2 separate regions of the Homo sapiens genome follow, and region 2 is linked to region 1. Evidence: chromatin loops called from intact Hi-C (ENCODE). Cell type or tissue: Calu3. All regions are shown on one strand.

Region 1 (8,000 bases):
TATTCTGCAGGTTGTCTCTTCACTGTTGATTGTTTCCTTTGCTGTGCAGCTTTTTAGTTTGATTTAATCTCATTAGTCTATTTTTGTATTTGTTGTCTTTTTTTTGAGGTCTTACATAAAAAGTTATTGCCTAGACCAATGTCATGAAGTGTTTCTCCCATATTTTTTTCTGGTAGTTTCATAGTTTGGGGGTCTAACATTTTAGTATTTAATCTATTTTGAGTTGATTTTTATAAGAGATAAGGGTCTATTTTCATTCTTCTGCATGTAGATATTCAGGTTTTCCAGCATCATTATTGAGAAGACTACTTTTTCTAATGTCTGCTCTTGGCACCTTTATGAAAACCAGTTGGCTGTAAATGTGTGTATTTATTTCTGGGCTCTCTCTTTTGTTTAATTGGTCTACATGTCCATGTCTACATTGGTACCAACCTGTTTGGTTACTATTGCTTTGGGGTATACTTTGAAGTCAGAAAGTGTAATGCCTCCAGCTTTGTTCTTTTTGTTTAAGATTGCTTTTGCTATCTGGGATCTTTTGTAGCTCCATACAAAGTTTAGAACTGTTTTCTTCTATATATGAAAAATGATTATGTTGAAGGAATATCTGCACTCCTATGTTTATCTATGCTTATTACAACACTACTCACAATAACTAAGATATAGAATCAACCTAAGTGCCTACCAATGGATGAATAGATTTTTAAAATGTGTTATACATACAACACAACATAATATTACTTAGCGATAAAAAAGACTTAAATCTTGTCATTTTCAACAAAATGGATGAACCTAGAGGACATTACGTTAACCCAAATAAGCCAAGCACAGGAAAAATGTCACATGGTCTCACTCGTGGAATCTTAAAAAAGCCAATCTCATAGGAGTAGAGAGTAGAATAGTGGTTACCAAAGTTGGGAGAGTAGTGGGGAGGTGGAGAAGGGCAGAGGTTGTTTATTGGGTATAAAATTAGTTAAAGAGGAGTAATGACTTCTGGTGCTCAGTTGCATAGTAGGGTGACTACAGTTAAAGATAGTGTGTTGTATATTTCAAAATAGCTAGAAGAGGGAAGTTTGAATGTTCTCATCACAAAGAAATGACAAATGTTTGAGGTAATTAATATGCTAATTATGCTGATTTGATTATTATACAATGTATATATGTATCAAAACATCACACTGTACCCTATAAACATGCACAATTATTATGTGTCAATTAAAAGACAAAATTAAAAAGTATAGGGAATATAGAAAATCACTACAGAATGTTGAAAGCATTTAATGAATCAAAAACACATATCTAATTCATGCATGTCTAAACAAGTATGTGCCTAATAAATTAGTCACAAGATATACACATATAGAATTACAAAAAAAAAAACTCTAAAACTCTATTAAGTGAGTAATTTCTAAGGAACTTCCTCATTGGTCAAGCAAACCAATGGCCAAAATTATAGAAGATGTGAACAACACAATTTAATGAGCATATAGTTGCGTATCAGACAATATAAAAACACACATCATTCTCAGGCATTTATAATACAGTCCCGAAACTGGATTACATACTAAACAAGAACAAACTATGTTCTTAACCAAAGGTTACAAGATAGAAACAAAAACATAAGATATTGTTACATAGAGAAAAATTTTAAAGTACTTGTAAATAACTCCAAGATCATAGAAAAATCCATAATGGATAGTTCAAAACCATCTAGAACTATAACAACAACAAAACCCCAAAACGATGACCACATAGCTAAATTTATAGAATATAGCAAAAGTGGTAATTCGAGGAAAATATTTAACTTCCAATTCTTATATTAGAAGAGAAGCAAAACCTAAGAATCTATAAAGAGAGTAACATTAATTTCAAAAATATACAAGGAAGGAGATAAGGACAGAAATTAACACAATTATTTATTTACTTAATAAATCTTTATATATTACTTTCTATGTGTCAGGCAGCACGAGTGCTTTGCAGTTATTAACTCTTCTAATCATCATAACAACCTATGAGGTGGATATAATTCCCACTTTACAGAGATAGAAACGGAAGCACAGAGAGTTTAAGTAATTAACACAGAACCACACAGCTAGTAATTGCTGGAGCCAGAATCTGGCTACAGAGTTTGAGCTGTTTCGTTAAAATAGAAAGACTCCAATATACATAAAAGTCAATTATTTAAAAAGAATAATAAAATAGGCAAACCTCTGGGATTATTGATTTGGAGAGAGAGAGAAATAAAGAGTGACAACAAACAAACAATATTATGATTTAAAAAGTGACATAATTAACAACAGAGTAAAAACTAAAATATGAGAGAATATTATTAATTCCTTTATGCTAATAACTTTTAGAAGTTAGAAAATTTGTTTGTTAAAGTTAATGTAAAATAATTCAATAAGAAATAAAACATGAAAATTCTGTTAGCTTTTGAAAAAAATTAAAAGAATTAAAGGTTTTCCCACAAAGAAGTTCTTAACATTTTCATAGGCAATTTTTACTAAATTTACAAGATGCATGTTCTTTTTAGAAATATAAGCAAAAGGAGCATACTGTAACTCGTCTTATAAATCCACTATAATTTTGATCTGAAAAGAAATAAAAATTATTCAAGAAGAAAATTTTACAGGACTATTCATTTTATTTGTCAATATAAATGTAAAATGTCTAAATAAAAGTGTTAAAAATCTTTAAAACAAATTCTAAATAACTAAATACAACAGAATTTATGAATTTTGTTAAACAAATTAATAGAGAAAACCCATGTCATCACCTCACAGAGACAAAGAAAACTTTCCATAATATTTAATATCTTATTTATGATAAAATTATATTAGGAATGGAAAGAAAGTGCTTTATTTTGATAAAAGGGATCTACAAAGTACATTTAATAAACATAACCATAAGTGGGAAAATGTAAAGCAACTGCTTTAAAATCAGAACATAAAATGATGTTCAATATTAACAAATCTATTCAACATTATACTACATGTTCTAGAATATACAATTATAGGGAAAAAAACCTAAGAATTAGATATGTGAAATTAAGAGATATTATTTTCAGATTACGTGTTTATATATAAAACAAACAAAAATAATCTTGAGAAAAACTATTAGCTATAAGAGATGAATTTAGATAAACAAATATAAAATCTCTCTATAAATGTTACTTGTTTTTCTATACACCAAACAATTAGAGAAAACATCTTTAAAGGACAGCATTTACAATAGCAAATAAATCTAACAAAAATGTGCAACATCTGTAAGAGGAAGTTATAAAAATTACTGAAAGTCATTAAAGAATTTTAAAATGAACTGTTAACCCATGATCAAGGAAAACAAGACATAATATGGTAAGGATATCAACTGTCGCTGAAATTGTTCTATACAGCCAAAGAAATGCTAATCAAAAAAGCAACATTTCACAAGGAACTTGGAGGGAATAAAGAGCCAAGAATAGCTAAGACATTTCTGAAGAAGAACTGGGAGAGAGAACCCAACTTAACAGATAATATGATTTATATGATTTATTATTAAGCCATAGAAATTAAGATAGTTCAGTATTGGTACAGTGATAGATCAACTGACCATCACAATAAAATAGAGAACCCAGAAGCAGACCCACATATATATGAATATGAAAATTTGCCTATAGAAAACAGGAGGCATGATAAATCATTAGGCAAAGGACTACTGGATAAATAGAACTGTGGTAAAATGCTTATTCGTAACCTTTTAAAAATGAAATTGTATGCCAACTCATATTATGCACAAAATTTATCTCCACATAGATTCAGATCTTATCTTTAAAAGGAAAAAAAATTAAATTTTAATAGGAAGAACTCCTAATCCTGGTCATAACAGAGGAACTGGTACTAGCACTTCCACCAATAAATAACTTAAAAGCAGAAATAAATATACAAAAAAAAACTGTTTTCAAACACTGGACAAGAGGCAGGGCAGAACTGTGACCGTTGAGAGAAGAGAGACAGATGAAGAGAGTCCTGCAATCTCACCAGAACTCCAAGCATCCAAGCAGAATAAACACACACACACACACACACACACACACACACACACACACACACACACCAAGGAACATTCAAATCAAATTGCTTATTTGCAGGATCTAAAAATCAAAACAATTGAACTCATGGAGACAGAGAGTAATTGGTACTAGCACTTCCACCATAAATAAAAACAGGAATAAATATACAATAAAAATTGTTTTCCAACACTGGACAAGAGGTTGGTTGCCAGAAGGGTGGTTACCAGAGGCTGGGAAGGGTAGTTGGAGGGTAAGTGGAAGGTGGGGATGGTTAATGGGTACAAAACATATAGTTAAAAGAATGAGTAAGAGCTATTATTTGATAGCAAAACAGTGTGACTATAGACAATAATAACTTAACTGTATATTTAAAAATAACTAAAAGAGTATAATTGGATTGATTTGTAACACAAAAGATAAATGTTTGAGAGGATGGATACATTCCCCATGATGTAATTATTTCACAGTGCATGCCTGTATCAAAACATCTCATGTATCCTATAAATATATACACCTATTATGTACCCACTAAAAATACGATTAATTTATTTTTAAAAACCCCACATACAAACTTAACCTAACTGACATTTATGGAACACCACATCCAACAACTTCAGTGCAAATGAACTACTCACCTAGATTAACTATTGTTTTTCTATCAGACAAGTCTCAATAACTTTAAAACAACTAAAATCAAGCAGAAAATATTCTGTGACCAAAACAAAATTAATTAATAAATTAATAACAAAAGCATTTTCAAAAAAAAAGCTCTAAATAAAGAAATTTAAGCAACATATGTGAAAATAACCAATTGGTCAAAAAACTGTAATGAAAATTAGAAAATATATTTTTAGATTTTAATTTTTGTGGGTACATGGTAAGTGTATATATTTGTGGGTTACATCAGATGTTTTGATACAAGCATCAATACATAATAATCACATCAGAGTCAATGGGGTATCCATCACCTCACACATTTATACTTTTTGTTATATTTTGAGCTAAAAAATAATGCACACTCAAATAGCAAAGTTTATGGGACACAGTCAAAGCAGTATTTATTTAAAAAGTTATAGTTCTGAATATTTATATTTTTTTAAAAGAGAAAGGTATACAGTCACTAACCCAAGCTTTCAATTAAGGAGCTAAGAAGAACAAAGTAAGCACAAAATAAATAGAATTAATGGAACACTAAATAGGGGATATCAATGAAATTGAAAAAAAACAGAAAATATATAAAGACAAAAATTCATTCTTGACAGTAACAATAAAAATTGATAAAACCCTATTTAGACTAGTTAAGGAAGAAAAAAATGAAAAAAAAGCATAAATTACCCATCTAGGGAGTAAAAGACAGGGTATCACTACTGATTCTACGAACATGAAAATGATAATAAAAGACTGCTATAAATAATATGCCAATGAATTTGAAAAAATAAAGTGAAAAAAAAAGTTTTGAGATCCAAATGACCAAAACTGACATTAGAAGAACTAAGAATTCTAAATAGACCTGTAACAATTAAAGATATTGAATTCATAATTCAAAAGCCTCATACAAAGAAAATACAGGTCTACATGGCTTTACACAACCATATGGGAACAAACAATACCAATTTCACACAAACAACTTCAGACAGAACAGGGGAAAGGGTACTTCCTAACTCATTTTATATGACCAATGTTATACTCATTCAAAATCAAAGACATTACAAGAAAAAAATCATAGATTAATACCCTTCATCATAATAAATCTAATTCACTTATATATAAAAAAGATATAGCATTATGACTATGTACGTATTTGTCATAGAATTGCAAGGTTGTTTTACCTTTCAAAAAAAATCAGTCAATATAATTCACTCCTCATTAACAGAATAAGGCAACAAATTACCATAACAATCACAGTAAAAATTGTATTACATTCAAAGCTGAATTATGGTAAATGCCTCAGCAACAAAAAAACTGGATAAAGCCCATGTTCAAAAAAACCTTCATTTCACAACATGCTTAATAATAAAACCTGAATACTTTCTAATTAAGTTTGGGGACAAGGATGTCAGCTCTTACCACATCTTTCCAACATTATAGTAAAGGTACAAAAGAAAAAACCACAGAATGAAAAGAAAAGAAAATGAAGGAAAAAAGAGGATGGGAGGAGAGAGAAGGGAGAAAAGGAAGGAAGAAGTTGACTGCCCTTTTGGTCATATATCTAAAAAATGCAAAGAAGATAAGAAAAATATACTAGAATATAGGAACATACTATACATAATATATAGGAATATAATAATAAAATATAGAAATAAAATTCTAGATCTAATACATATTTAACAAGTTCACAGGATACAAAAACCTGGTATCTGTCTACACACCATTAGTTAGCCACTGAAAAATGAAATTTAAAACAACTTTTGAAACAGTGTACAAAACATAAACTACATAATACTAAATTTAATAAGATATATGCAAGGGCTGTGTACTAAAAAACTATTGATGAGAAAAATAAAATAAAACCTAAATAAATGAAAAGATTTGGCATGTTCATGAGTGAAAGACTCAATATTGTTAAGATGTCCAATAAACCCTAAATTGGTCAAAAGATTTAACAATCCCCCCCAAAAAATCCCAGATGTTTTCAGACAATTTGACTCTAAGAAATTATGTGATTCTAAAAATTTAAAGGACTAAGAATAGACAAAATAATGTTTACCAAGGCAGTAAAAGTGAAGAATTTACATCATGTGACTATAAAGCTTCAGTAATGAAGAAGGTGTGGTATTAGCTTAAAGATAAGTGTATTTTAAAAACTAAACAGACTAGAGAGTCTGGAAAAAGATCCACATATACATGCTGAATGCATTTTCAACAAAGATCCCAAAGTAATAAATTAGGGCAAGAAATGCCTTTTCAATAATTAGATATCATATGATAAATAAATAGGTAAATAAATACCTTGATACCTCCCTCACAACACATACAAAACAATAATTCAAAATCAATCATAGCCAGAAAAGTAAAACATAAAACTATAAAATTTTAGACAAAAACATAGGGAAAAATATTTGTGACTTTGGGATGGACAAAGTTTTTTTAATAGGAAACAAAAAGCCATAAAAGAAAGATTGATAAATTGGACCCCATAACTATCATGCTTTAAAAAAAAAAAAGTCCATTAAGGAAAAGACAAGCAAGCTATGGTCTGGGAGAAAATATTCACAATACATACACCTAATTAATGAATGGTATCCAGAATATTGAAGAAATTATATAACTCAATCAAAGAAGACAAGCAATCCAATGTTTTAAATGGGCAAAAGATTTGAATAGACACTTCACAAAAGAACACATTAAGAGTTACCAACAAGCACATGAAATGATGCTCAATATTATTAGTCTTTATAGAAGAATTTGAAAACACAAATACCACTATATGCCCACCAGAATGACAAAAATTAACACAGTCATGCCAAGTGTTGGTAAGAAAGTGGAGCAACTGGAAATTCCATATATTTCTGGTGAGAATACAAAAGGATATAGCCAATTTGGAAAACAGTTCAGCAATTTCTTAGACTGTGTTCTTAGACTATGGCTAGACATTTATCATAACCCTAGATATTTAATTAAGACAAATTAAAGCATACGTCCCCATCCACACAAATAATTGCATGTGAATGTTCTCAGAAGCTGGATTTATGATAACCCAAGTTTGGAAAAAAAAACAAATTTTCATAAAATTGTGATAATATTCATATAATGAAATGCCACTCAAATAAAAAGGAACAATTCAATAAAAAGGAATAAACAAAACAACGTGGAAAACTCAAAAACATTAGGCTAATTAAAAGAAAATTGATATAAAAGATGACTGTGTACTTTATTTGTATGTTCTAGAATAGATAATATTTATAGTGACAGAAATCAAAAACTTGCCTACAATGAAGGGGGCATTCAATTC
Region 2 (8,000 bases), 250 kb before region 1:
TTTCTAATGGATTTCATATTAGTTACCATTTTGCTGACAGACAATACCAGCTAATTTCAGAATTTGGGCTCTAATGGTGAGCAAACCTAGGGAAATCGCACTTCTTGGGAAGATAGTACTGGAGAGTTAAGAAGAGAATCTCTGCCTGTGTCTGGTGTTTTAAACAAGGGAAGTGGCAATCCCAGATGGGGAGGAGAGTGTTCACCAAGGGTCATACTCACTTGATCACGGCAGTGTGTTTTCTGATGCCACCTGGGAGGGCACTGGCAAATGGAAATGTGGAGGGATATATGGGATCTAAACTTTAATCATGAGGGTGAGACAAACACATCTGGTCTCCATTGCCCAAGGAGGAAACAGAATGGATAGAGACAAGAATGCAGGGGCAATGACCCTTCCTGGCTCTCAAAAGCAAGGTATCCGCAGCCAAGCTGTTTCTGGGATAAAAGGAGAGATCAGAACTGAACCACCCCTGGGTTCAAGTGCCTGCTTCCTGTTTATTGCAAGAGTAAACTACAGCAGTTGCTGAGTCACAGACTATTCCGTCACATGGAGATTATTGTTACCTATCTACTGCATTGGTAGAATTTCATAGGAATAAAATGTAATGGGTATGTCAGCCTGGCAAGTGCTCGTCATGGACACACAGACTCATTCTTATGCTCACCTATCCCTGTTTATTCTCCACACATTAGCACAACACCTAATGTAAACTTTTAAAATCATGAACAGATTAATGCAGTTTCCCCATTTCAACCCTTCAATGACTTGCTATCACCCAGAGAACAAATTCACCCTTTTCCCCACAGTCTACATGGTCTGCCCATGGCTGATGTTCCAACCTCATCTTTAGCACCCACCCCCCACCCCCGCTTTGTCTCCTGGGCTTCAGTCCCACTAATGGATCACTGCCACTTCACTTGCCAAGAGTAAGCATAACCAGGGCCTTTGCATGTGCTGTTCCTTCTTACTCAAAGCCCTTCTCCAGATATTTACATGGTTCATTCCCTCAGTTCATTAAGGTCTCTGCTCAAAGGACATGTCTCAGAACATGCTTCCCTGGTTTATCAAAAATAACCATCTTTTATGCTTGATCTCCTTACCCAACTTCAGTCTCCTTCTGAAACATTACATTATATATTTATTTATTCATCTTTTGTCTGTTTTTTGTAACACACCATGGGTTCCAGTCCTCTCTATTCCAATGCCCAAATCAGTGCTGGCACATAGATAATAAATGTAAGTGATCTTTGCCTTCCTGCTTTCATTCCCTATCCTCTCTGAATGAGACTACAGAATCTCATTCAGAATATATGAGAATCAGAGTTGTATTTTTATAACTAAAGGAGTCTTGCTCCCTCTCCTACTATTATAGGCACCACCACCTTCGCCTATGAAACCCACATTAAGAGTGCATTCTCTGTTCACTTCCTCTTCTGTGTCCTTACAGCATGGAGCTTCCTGAGCTCTGCAACCACGTCCTCTGCTAGGGGGAAGCTGGAAGGAATCAATTGCTCCCCGGAACTGCCTGCTTCATCTTCAGATCTCCTGCTGCATCTCTCTAGTAAGTGCCTAAGCGCAGCTGTGTGCTCTGCAGCCAATGGCTGGTATCCTTATAGGCACCTGGAAAGCTTTATGAGCCTTTATGGCACTCGATACATAATAAATAATAATATACTCCAAGATGATCATTCTATGACTGCTGCTATAATGAACCATTCAGGGGGAAGTAATAACCATGAGCAAATAGAAAAGCAAACAAAGAAACAATATGTTTTGCTGGACCTAAAATGAATCTAGGAACACAGAGAGATTCATCAGAAATTGAAATATTTTGTTGACAAAGGCATGGAGATAATAGGTGTGTTTAAATGTGCCTTTTTCTGAACAGCTCCACTGTGGTCTGCCAGCACACTGTTCTCCTGACCTCACACTCATGGAGGTGGCACAGGGGGACAGGGGAAGAGAGGAGACAAGCGTGGTCTCCTCGTCATAGTTTGTGACCTGAAGCCATGAGTCCAGTGAAAGCTAGTTTTTCTCTGACTCCAACAGGCCAGCAGTTGGGCTCTCAGAAATGAACAATAATGAGGTATGTGATCCTTTAACAGAACCTAGTCAATAAATATATCCTATACTACAATAACTCTTTTTTCAGCTCCTGTACTGGTCAGAGGGACTTGAGGTACAGTGTTTTACAGTCCTTGTCCCATTGAAGGAATATTGCTGATGTCTGAATGTTTAATAGCAATAAAACACAAGGTGCCAAAGATCGGATTCTGTTAAAAACTAATGGCTATACTGTATAATTCCATTTATAGAGCAACCTTGAAATGAAAAAGTTACAATAATGGAGAACAGATCAATGGTTACCAGGGGTTAGAATCAGAGGAAGAGTGTGATTATACAGATATAGCAGCATGAGGGAGTTTTTTTGTAGTGCTGGAAGAGTTCTATATCTTGATTGTGGTGGTGTCAACAGAAATTTATACATGTGAAATTCCACAGTACTGCATATCATCATCAACATCACCACCACCAACAAAAGCTGATAAAAGTCAAATAATTCCTATGGTTTAATTAATAGTGTTGTAACACTACCGATTTTCTGGTTTTGAAAATGTTACTCTTGTATATAAGATGTTGTCATTGGGGAAAGCTAGGGAAAGTACACACAGGAACCTCCAGTATTATTTTTGCAACTTCTGTGAGTCTTAAATTAGTTCAAAATAAAAATTTGAAAAAAATGCAAAAAAAAAAAAAAAAAAAAACCCTAATGGATATATTCCAGTTCTGTGTCCTTTGGAGTAACTATGTTTTTGTTGTCTTTCCCATTGCTGTGACTACACAATCAGGAGAGAATATATGGAGGAGATATTTTAGGACAATGAAAAGCAAATAGTAGCAAATGGGTTGGAAAGAAGACCAGAATTCAAAGCATCACCACATGGTGGTGAGTTTATGCATTTTTTCCCTATGTTATCCTCTAGGCTGAATGCAATTCAAACTGAAACCAAGAGGTGGTCATTGGCACAAACAGAGAGGCCTCCAGGAAAAACTCTCCCATTCTGGCTCCAGGAGGTGAGAAAGGAACTCTGAAATCTCAAAAGGAATGTGGAAATCCTCTGTTGTCAATGTTGTGTTGCTGTTGTTTATCCTCCAAGTAATATCACAGCAGTAGTGGCAGAAGCCTCGCTATTCAGTGGGGTTGGGAACCCAGGAGTGTAGAGAGAGCTACCATTGCCTTTTTCCTCATATATCATCCTTCCACTTGACCCCAGACAAAATGTAGTCATGGAAGTGCATGGCAGGGCAGAAAAAATAAAGTCACAACACTTTCTCTGGAGGACCAAAAAGAGGAGTGCTAGGGACCCTTTGGAGTCTGTAAAAAGCCACTGGATATACTTTACCTGAGAGACTGTGAAAAGGGAGGACACCAAGAAGACATCCCCCATAAAGTAGTTTAAGAAATCCTGGGTTCACTTTCAGTCTGCACATGCGTGGATCTGATTCTACTGAGCATATAAAGATTTAGAGGACAGAACTAATAACGAGATCATTGACCAAGTCTCAAATCCACCACAGGGTGGCACACATGTGGGCAAAATCTGAATAGCACTGTGAGGCACTGAGCAGTGAACTGAGATTGAATTCACAGCCCACAGAAGGCAAGTTGAAACTTGTAGTCTGAACTTATTCAGGTTGCCTTGCCACTAAGAGAACCATATCAACATTTGCCATAGAATTTAGATAAGAACCAGAGTACAAAACATAATATTCAAAATATCCAGGAATTAAGCCAAAATTACTTGCCATGGGAAAAAAAAAAACCACAAGAAACTTTCAGTTTGCATGAGAAAAGACAATTAACAGTCACAAATGTCAAGATGACACAGATGTTGGAATTACCTGATAAAGACTGCAGAGCATCTATTATTCGAAGGGCCTGAGAAGCAATAGTAAACACTCTTGAAAAAAATGGAAAAACGGAAGGTCAACAAATAAATAACATATAAAAAGAAGAATCAAATAGAAATTTTAGAACTGAGAAGTATAGTAACCAAAATGTAAAACTCACTGGATGGGCCTATTAGCAAAAACAGAGAGGGAAAAAATGAAGAGAGCCCCAGAGATCTGTGTGACAATAATAAAAGATTAAAATGCATGTCATTGGAATTTTAGAAATAAAGGAGAATCTTCATAAATATAATAGGCTATTTTCCTCTTCTCTAGTTTTTAAAATTTATTACATGTTTGAAGCAAAAATTATAACATTCATCTGATAACGTTTTTAATGTAAGTTGTTGTAATATGAAAACTATAACGTAAAGGAAGGAAGGTAAGGGGACCTATGTGATGTTAAGTTTTCTATATAATGTACTAAAATTCTTAGAAGTTTACAAAAAAAGAAAGTGTATATATTTTAATTATAAGAGCAGCCAGTAATAAACAGATGAAGTAAAAACCATAATAGATCAATTAAAACAGAATAAAAGAAACTTAAATGTCACTCAATGAAAACAAAAAAGGAGAAACAAATGACAAATAGAAGTGACAGAAAGCAGACAATGAAATAGTAGAGTTAAATACAAATCTGTTAATAATAATCTTAAACACAGCAATTAAGAGAAATTTTCAGAATGGATTTTTAAAAATTACTCAACTATACGCTGTCTACAATAAACTCACTTCAAAGATAACAAAATAGGTAAATGAAAAGAAAAAGGATAGACAATTATGTCCCATGCAAACATTAACCCACAAAAGCCTGATTGGCTATACTAATATGAGAAAAGGATAGTTCAGAGCAGAGAAAATTACAGGGAGTCCTTGCATATGAAATAACAATAACAATCCTACATGCATGTGTATTTAACAACAGAGCTTAAATATGCAAAACTGACAGAAATTAAAGGACAAATACAAACATTTGTGATTATATTAGGAGATTTCAATATATCACTTAGTAATATAGAGAACTAGAAGGCAGATAGTCAGCAAGGACATTGAAGAATTGAATAAAACTATCAACCAATTGCATATAATTGATGTTTACAGAACACTACACTCAATGACAGCAGAATACCCATTCTTTTTAAGTCCACATGGTACATTTACCAGGATACTCCATAACCTGAATCATTTAAAAAACTTTATGAAGTTTAAAATAATTAAACTCTACAATGTTCTCAGACTTTCATGGAATTAAACTAGACATCAATAATAGAAAGATGACTGAAAAATCAGCAAACATCTGCATATTACCTACCCCACTTTAAAATAATCTGTGAGTCAAAGAGAAAGTTCCAAGATAAATTAGAAAAAAAATAGAACTTAAAGAAAATAAAAGCACAAATAGATCAAAGATGTTGTGTACAGTTAAGGAAGTGATTAGACTGAAATTCACAGCAATAAATGCATTTATTAATTAGGAAAGAAGAAAGTTCTTAAATCAATATTCTATGCTTCTAACTTAAAAAATAAGAAACAGAGCAAAATAAATTCAAAGCAAGTTTAAAGAAGAAAAGAGTAAAGATAAGAGTAAAGATAAAAGATAAGAGTAAAAAATTTTTTGTTTAATTCAGACAACAAATATTAAGTATCAATGAAAGTAAAAGCTGGTTCTTTGAAATAATAAATGAAATGGATAAATATCAAGATTGTTAAAAAAAGAGAAAATATATAAATTACCAACAGTAAAAATGAAAGAGGTGCTCTCACTAAAAATGACATACATGTAAGAAGAATAGAGAGTGAATAGCCAGCTCAACTCTATGCACTCTCTTCAATAATTTATCTGAAATGATACAATTCCTCAAAAACTGTAAACTACAAATTCAGACAAGATGAAATAGACAAATCTTCTTACATATATTAAATAATTCGAATTTGTAGCTCAAGAGTCTCCTGAAAAAGAAATTCCAATCTCTGATGATTTCCCAGTGTAGTTATATCAAATATTTTAAAAAATAACATCAGGTGTCGAAAATGTCTTTCAAATAATAGAATAAAAATTTTGTCTACATAATTTCATGAAGCCTGCATCACTCTGTACCAAAACTAAAGCAGGACAGTAGAAAAAAATGAAAACTACAGACCAATATCTTGCATTAAAAGATGCAAGAATTGTCAACAAAATATTATTAAATTTAATGAAGCTACATAAAAATCATCATAATGACAATGATAATCCACCATGATCAAATGGAATTCATCCCAGTAAAATATGACTTGGTTCAATGTTCGAATAGCAATCAATGTGATCCATCACATTTAGAGTTCGAAGAAGAAAAAATACATTATCAGATCAATTGATGAAGAAAAATAATTTGACAAAATTGAGCATTCATTTATGATAAAAATTCTTTGCAAACCAGGAACCGAAAGGAACTTCCTCAATTTGATAAAAGGTATCTACAAACAAAATCTACAGCTACTATCATACTTAATAATGAAAGTGTGAATGTTTTCTTCTTCAGATTAGGAAAAACAAGGAATCCTTTCTCACTATCCCTATTCAACATAGTACTGGAACTTTTAGCCAATGCAATAGGCAAGAAACAGAAATTATTTTTTAGAAATAAATTAGACATGAATAAATAAAACTGTCTTTATTCACGGGGACATGCTTGTCTGTATAGAAAATCCCAAAGAACAAAGATCAAAAACAAATAACAGATGTTGGAGAGCATGCAGAGAAAGGGAGTGCTTATACACTGTTGGTGGGAATGTAATTTAGTACAGCCACTTTAGCAAACAGTATGGAGACTCCTCAAAGAACAAAAAATAGAACTACCATTTGATCCAGCCATCTCATCATTAGGTATCTACCCAAAGGAAAAGCAATCATTATATCAAAAAGGTATCTGCACCTATGTTTATTCTAGCACTATTCACAATAGCAAAGATATGGAATCAACTTAAGTATCCATTAAAGGATGATTGGATAAAGAAACTGTTGTATGTATATACAATGGAATACTATTCATCCATAAAAAGAATGAAATTATATCTTTTTGCAGCAATATGAATAGAACTGGAGGCCATTAAGTAAAACAAGTCAGTAACAGAAAGACAAATACCACATGTTCTCACTTCTAACTGGGAGCTAAATAATGCGTACACATGGGCACAGGGTGTGGAATGATAGAAAATTGAGACTTAGAAAAGTGAGGAACTAGGAGGACATGGACAATAAGAAATAACTTAATGGGTACAATATATGTTATTCAGGTGATGGATACACTAAAAGCCCCGACTTCACCACTAATCTATCCATGTAACAAAATTACACTTGTACCCCATAAATGCATACAAGTAAAAAATGTCTAAAATAACAAAGTTGACAAGGTTGCAAAAAGTAAGTCAATACTGAAAAATTAACCATTTTTTATATACTAACAATGTACAATTAAAACCAGAAATTAAAACAAAAACAATACCATTTATAATAACTCCAATAACAATGGAAACACTTTGGCATAAATCTGGAAGAAAATCAAATGGAGAATCTGTATGTTGAAAACTATAAAGTACTGTTGAAAGAAATTAAAGAAGACCTAAATAAATGAAGAGACCTACCATATTCAGGCATTACAAGATTTAATATAGGAAAGATATTAATTCTTCCCAATTTGATCTGTAAATGAATTCAGTACTAACCAAAATTTCAGCAGAATATTTTGTATAGACAAGCTGATTCTAAAATTTATGAGGAAAGGCAAAGAAATTTGAATAACTAGAGTAATTTTGCAAAAGAAATATAAATTCATTCTGAGAAATCATACTGTCCAATTTTAATAATTACTATAAATCAAGTAATCAAGTAATCAAAACTATGTACTATTGGTAAGGATCAAACATGTAGATCAATGCAACAGAGTAGTGTCCAGAAATTAACCCACACAAGTGTGGCCAATTTATATTTCACAAAGCTACAAAAGCAATTCAATGAATACAAGTATCCTTTTCAACAAATGATGATAGAACAATTTGACATACAC

What was found. Peaks named below come from ENCODE experiments on the same cell type or tissue, not always from the same donor. Only the 100,000 strongest peaks of a DNase experiment are listed, where the experiment ranks them.
Region 2: it touches region 1 in a loop (3-fold over the local background); 2 of 110 quality-filtered maps call a loop at or near these places.

The regions. Positions count from the first base shown.
Region 1 is chr10:85,798,795-85,806,794 of GRCh38, forward strand. All of the region lies in intron 8 of GRID1 (glutamate ionotropic receptor delta type subunit 1), which reads right to left. Among named protein-coding and RNA genes, the nearest start is that of GRID1-AS2, 160 kb to the left of the region's middle. In Calu3, no CTCF peak of the experiment used is centred here; no DNase peak of the experiment used is centred here.
Region 2 is chr10:85,544,645-85,552,644 of GRCh38, forward strand. All of the region lies in intron 4 of LOC105378404 (a long non-coding RNA gene), which reads right to left. Among named protein-coding and RNA genes, the nearest start is that of GRID1-AS1, 29 kb to the right of the region's middle. In Calu3, no CTCF peak of the experiment used is centred here; a DNase peak (open chromatin) is centred at 3,597.